Regions from separate parts of the Homo sapiens genome. Here region 1 is linked to region 2. A link is an interaction called in ENCODE POLR2A ChIA-PET data of the cell type or tissue named here. Cell type or tissue: OCI-LY7. All regions are shown on one strand. Each heading gives the region's core, and the rest is flanking DNA. Links, peaks and the distances in the headings are about the cores only. Region 1 has its middle 29 kb from the start of HNF1B. Region 2 overlaps SYNRG (synergin gamma).

What was found. Peaks named below come from ENCODE experiments on the same cell type or tissue, not always from the same donor. Only the 100,000 strongest peaks of a DNase experiment are listed, where the experiment ranks them.
Region 1: POLR2A ChIA-PET joins it to region 2 with 7 read pairs; 4 of 35 experiments call an interaction of 5 or more read pairs at or near these places.

What each region holds. Positions count from the first base shown.
Region 1 is chr17:37,772,997-37,775,911 of GRCh38, forward strand. No RefSeq gene overlaps it. Among named protein-coding and RNA genes, the nearest start is that of HNF1B, 29 kb to the left of the region's middle. In OCI-LY7, for the core only: no CTCF peak of the experiment used is centred there; a DNase peak (open chromatin) is centred at 1,795.
Region 2 is chr17:37,569,044-37,571,958 of GRCh38, forward strand. It overlaps SYNRG (synergin gamma), which reads right to left. Exons shown (of 22, transcript NM_007247.6): 9 at 2,748-2,915; 10 at 1,594-1,842. Among named protein-coding and RNA genes, the nearest start is that of SYNRG, 39 kb to the right of the region's middle. In OCI-LY7, for the core only: CTCF peaks have their summits at 1,657 (motif pointing left) and 1,860; a DNase peak (open chromatin) is centred at 1,658.

The DNA.
Region 1 (2,915 bases), core at 237-2,736, 200 kb after region 2:
AAGGCTGCACGTAATCCGCCCTGCCTCCCAGGGAGCCTGGCTGACCTGTCTTGTGAGTCTCTGCTCACAGCCAACAATAGGTCCTCTGCAAGAACCTACTGTTGGATAACTCACTCTCCACTCAGGCCATACATACAACTTGTTAATGATTCATTCCTTCCTTCATTCACCCACATATCACACATTTATTGAACACCTCCTATATGGTAGGCATGGTGCTTGGACCTGGGGATGTGGTCACTGCCCTTGTGTCATACACCCTACTAGAATTTTCTGTGTGCCAACTACAGGACATGCAAAGAGCAGTGTGGAACAGTTGAGGCACAGAGCATCTGGTGAGCTTGGAAAGGGGGATAAAACAAGAAAATCAATGACTAGGCACAATGAAGATGAAGATAAACATCTTAGGAGATTGGGGAATGGATAGTCTTATCAAAAGATAGAGACATCCCACTGGTGGAAGAATTGGGCAAATTCTGGTGGCATCAGTTGGAAGGAGCGGAAGGAAATGGCAAAGGTAGCAGCTGGAGAAACATCCTGGGTAATTAGTTTTTTTCACTGAGGGGCCACTGAACCTCTTGCTCATCCTTCACTATTTAGAGAGCACTTCTAATAACCAATGATTGTCTCACAGCAGCTTCACTGGCGTGGGGAGAGCTGGACCTTAGCGGCTCCTCCACAATCAATGGATAACCACATGGAAACACTCCTACTCTAACCAGGCTCTGTGCTGGACTCCAGTCCTCATCACTGAGAGGCGGGCTTCCATGCTGCAGATGAGAAAATGAAGACTCAGAGACGTTCGGTGACTTACTAAAGTTACTGAATGCAGAAGTCAGGATGCAAACCTGGATTCATCTAGTGCCAAAGGCCACATTCTTTCCATCATGGAACACTTTTCTTTTACTGAGAAGGCAGGAAGCCTGGTGAACTCTCACTCAGTTCTGATCATGCAGGCAGAGGGCCATGTTCTCCATATAAAGGGGACAGTGCCTAGAGCCACACAGGGTGTTGAGAGGCTGAAACAGACTTTGGGTGGTGTGGTGTTGTGAGAGGCTGCAGAGTGCAGCAACTGGTGTCAGGCAGACCTGGACTTGAATCTCAGCTGGGCAAGTTTTTTTGTTTTAACCCCATTCAAAAATGCCAGTCCAACTATTTCCCTCTGTAATCATGTTTTAGCTGCTATACACATTTTAATGAAAATTATAATCGTACTGTAGGTTTAAGCCTTGATTTTCTCACCTGCAAGCTGATAATGTCTATTATAGGATTGTACATGGGGATGAAAACAGTTAACACAGGAGGAGCTCCACAAAGCACAGGCATACAGTAAGCACCCAATGCATATTTTTCACTAGGAGAAGGACCTAGAACAATGCTGAGGACATTGTTCTAAGACAATGCTGGGGTGCTCAGGATGTGGCTGCTAATGTTTCACTTTTTCTGGAGCCTGACAGAATCCTGGGCACTGTACCCCTAACTGATATAGTCAAGAGGGTGTTTCATGAACTTATGAATTTTTATAAGGTTCTACTTTTGCAATTTCATGTAATGCTCCAGTGCCGTTGGACACGTCAGCTCCTGACCTTTCAGTTGGTGAGGCACTTCCCATAAACAGAGCCATAAAAGCCCACTGGTTTTCTCCTTGGTGTGTGAGTTTGTTTGGTGCTCTCCCTTTCTCCTTCGCCATTTGAATAGTGATGTCATTATTCCAACGTCCTCTCACCTCTACTGAAAAAGGCCTACCAGTGACTCTCTCCTGGGTACTCAGCAACACTCTGGAGGGAAGTTGTGGTTTCAGCAAGGTGCAAGCATCATGAAACCGAGAGAGAACTGGCAGGGTGGAGAACTCACCCAAAGGTAGGAGAGAGAGAAAAACACTCACATGCTTTTATTAAGCTTCAGACAGTGGTCAAGTCAGTCTTTATTATTAATTTTTTTAAGACTTGCTGTTAAGACATTAGCATAACACCATTTAAGGAACTATAAATAGAATAAAGCACCACCCATTCCCCACGACCAAATGCTAGCCCAATTATTTCCATTTAAAAGTGATCACTTTTAAATGCTATACATATTTTAATAAAAATTATAATTATACTATAGGTTTAATTTAATTTAATCTCCTTCTCTTTCCCTGAATGTTATTTCAGGAAGGGTTTTTTTTTTGTTTTTTTTTTTTTTTTTTGAGATGGAGTCTTGCTCCATTGCCCAGGCTGGAGTGCAGTGGTACCATCTTGGCTCACTGCAACCTCTGCCTCCCTGGTTCAAGCGATTCTCCTGCCTCAGCCTCCCAAGTAGCTGGGATTACAGGTGTGTGCCACCATGCTCAGCTAAGTTTTGTATTTTTAGTAGAGACAGAGTTTCGTCATGTTGGCCAGGCTGGTCTCAAACTCCTGGCCTCAGGTGATCCGCCTGCCTTAGCCTCCCATAGTGCTGGGATTACAGGCCTGAGCCACCATGCCCGGCCCAGGAAGGCTTTTTCGACACTGCTGCTTCTTCTTCCTGCTTATCACGGAAGCTACTGCATCATGGCTTGTTCCTGGGACTCAGTGCTCCAGCATCTTGGTTGCAAGCAATCCCAGGGGTGAATGGAACAGGCAGAGGTATCAGAGTCACAAAGCCTTGGGTTCAAGCCTTGCTTCTGACACTTACTACTCAAATGACCTTGGCTCAGTTACTGCTTTGTGCTTTGAGCCTATTTTCTCATCTGTGAAGTGGGAGGTCACACAGACGTGGCAGGGTTACTGTGAGGTTTAGAAGTAAAGCATGTAAAGGCCTGGCAGAGAATTTCTTCAGCCAATGGTAGCTGTTCTTAGAGATGTGCTGTTGTTGACCTTATTGTTGGACAGTTCTCGATGACGCCATGATGGGTATCTTTTATAATGTCTGTTCTTTTTTTGACTTCTCTTCTG
Region 2 (2,915 bases), core at 309-2,808:
AGTGCTTACGGCAGGAATCCTGTTTTGTATTTTTAAATACTCTCTGGTACAAATGGTAAAAGACTGGTTTAAATAGCTAATTTAGGCTGGGAGCAGTGGCTCACGCCTATAATCCCAGCACTTTGGGAGATCGAGGCAGACAGATCTCCTGAGGTCAGAAGTTCGAGACCAGTCTGGCTAACATGGCGAAACGCCATCTCCACTAAAAATACAAAAATTAGCTGCGCATGGTGGCATGTGCCTGTAGTCCCAGCTACGTGGGTGGCTGAGGCCAGAGAATCACTTGAACCCAGGAGGCAGAAGTTGCAGTGAGCCGAGATTGTGCCACTGCACTCCAGCCTGGGCGACAGAGCAAGACTCTGGCTGAAAAAAAAAAAAAAAAAAAGCTAATCTATACATTTGTAAAATAGCTGAATGATATTCATTGGGTTACTGAGCGCCTACCATCTTTAAAAGATATATCTAGCCGGGTGTGGTGGCGGGCACCTGTAATCCCAGCTACTTGGCAGGCTGAGGCAGGAGAATGGCTTGAACCTGGGAGGCAGAGGTTGCAGTGAGCCACGACCGTGCCACTGCACTCCAGCCTGGGCAACACAGCAAGACTCTGTCTCAAAAAAAAAAAAAAACTAAAAAGGAAAGGTCAAAATGCTACAAAAAAAAAAAAAAAGACATACAGCTATATCATGCATGTTTGCAAATTAAGTGACACAAGCTCATCATAACCAATCACATACATGTACAAAGAGTGGACACTGACTCCTAATCCCACACTCCAGAAGTACTGTTAACAGCTCATTTGTTTTAAAGACAAATGAGATTACACTATATTGCTCTATACTTTAACTATATAACAAAGACACATTTCCATGCAGTACATGTAGATCTATCTCATTCAGTTTAATGATTACCACTGTGTGAAGGAATTGAAATTTATTTAACCTTTCTCCTCCTGTTGGATATTTAGCTATTTCTACTTTTTACTCTAACAAACAATGTTACAACAAAAATTCTTGTATATCTTTGCTAATTCGAGTTACTATTCTTGGGATAGATTTCTAATAATGTGACTACTAGGATAGAAGATATAGACATGCTGAGGCTTTTTTTTTTTTTTTTTTTTTTAAACTCAGTCTCCTTCTGTTGCCAAGCAGGAGTGCAATGGTGTGATCGTAATCATAGCTCACTGCAGACTTGAACTCCTGGGATCAAGTGATCCTCCTGCCTCAGCCTCCAGGGTAGCTGGGACTACAGGTACACACTATCATGCCCAGCTCAACATGTAGAATTTTGATTGCTATTGCCAAGTCTGCCTTTCAACAAGGCTGTACCAATAAGCCTAGAGTGTATTAGTCACTTTTACCCTACTTTTTCAATGACATTAAATATTATATATTTAAAACATTTTTGCTAATCTGAGAAGTGAAAAACTAAAGTATTTTAATTTCAGGTTTAGCAGTTTTTCTGAAAGATACAACCTAAGAATTTAAATGTGCTCACCATAATCCAGTAACCTACTCTATGTATCCCCGGAAAAAATGGTGCCCAGATTCACTTTCAGTGATTATCTGAAATATGCACAGCTTCGCCATTTACCTGATTTGCAGGGTAGGTTGGTATGAAACCACTAGAAGCCTGGGCTGCAGCTCCACCCACTGGTCCAACAAGGTTAATGCCCATGACTGGCTGTCCAAGGCTGAGGGGCATGGAGCCCGCAGGACCTGAAGGTATCACAGTTGGCTGACTCACCGGTGTAGGCAGAGTCATAGAAAAGCCACTTAAAGTTGGAATAGGAGCTGCTGGGAACTGGTTTAAAGCATCAGGACTCATTGCAGGAACGCCCCTCTACAAATGATAGAAAGAAAATGGATTAGAGGATTGTAAACCACATACGGTCGAAATCTGGCAGAGACCGAAAGGTAAAAAAATCTGTAGCCTTTGCATGTTTCCACTCCAACTCTCAAAACTCATGAATTTGATTTAAGAAAAAAAGTTACAAGGTCAATGCAAACCTAATACTTAAGAAAGAAATGGCCAACACATATCAGTTCTGACATTTTCACTTTCTGACAAGTTTGGTTAATTCTATATGATCAAATCATTTAAAATGACTTTGCAATAAAAGAAAAATTTATACCAGACTGAGAATACTTTATCTGTATCTATGAAATTTTAGAGAAGAATTTCAAAACACAGAGTAATTTCACCTATTACTGACTAACTTTCAAGTTCAGAGAATGTTAATATTAAAAGTCTTTAGGCCAGGCGTGGTGGCTCATGCCTGTAATCCCAGCACTTTGGGAGGCCGAGACAGGTGGATCACTTGAGGTCAGGAGTTCGAGACTAGCCTGGCCAACATGGTAAAACCCCATCTCTACTAAAAATACAAAAAGTAGCCGGGCATGGTGGTGGGTGCCTGTAATCCCAGCTACTTGGGAGGCTGAGGCACGAGAATCACTTGAACCCGGGAGGCGGAAGCTGCAGTGAGCTGAGATCTCGCCACTGCACTCCAGCCTGGGCAACAGAATGAGACTCAGTCTCAAAAACAAACCAAAACAAAAAGTCTTTAAACAAAGGAATAACTTGCTATTATGCACATCTTATAAACTCTACATTTTTGAAGTACTATATCCTGAAAATGATCTAAATTTTAATGTACAAGGAGTTACACAATGTAGTAAAAAAGATTTCATATCCTTGCAATTTATATTAATAAAGTTATTTGATCTAACTTAAGAAACATTGTTTACCTGTGTTACCGCTATCATGGCTAGAACGGTATAAAGTTCTTCTTTTGTAAGTTTGCCAGGTGTAGTTCGATTAGCTAAGGCCCATATCTGTCCAAGAGTTTCCCTGGGAAGCCCAGATGACATCAGAATGGGATACAGTTTGGCAGTATCTATTCCAGTTGGAGTCAT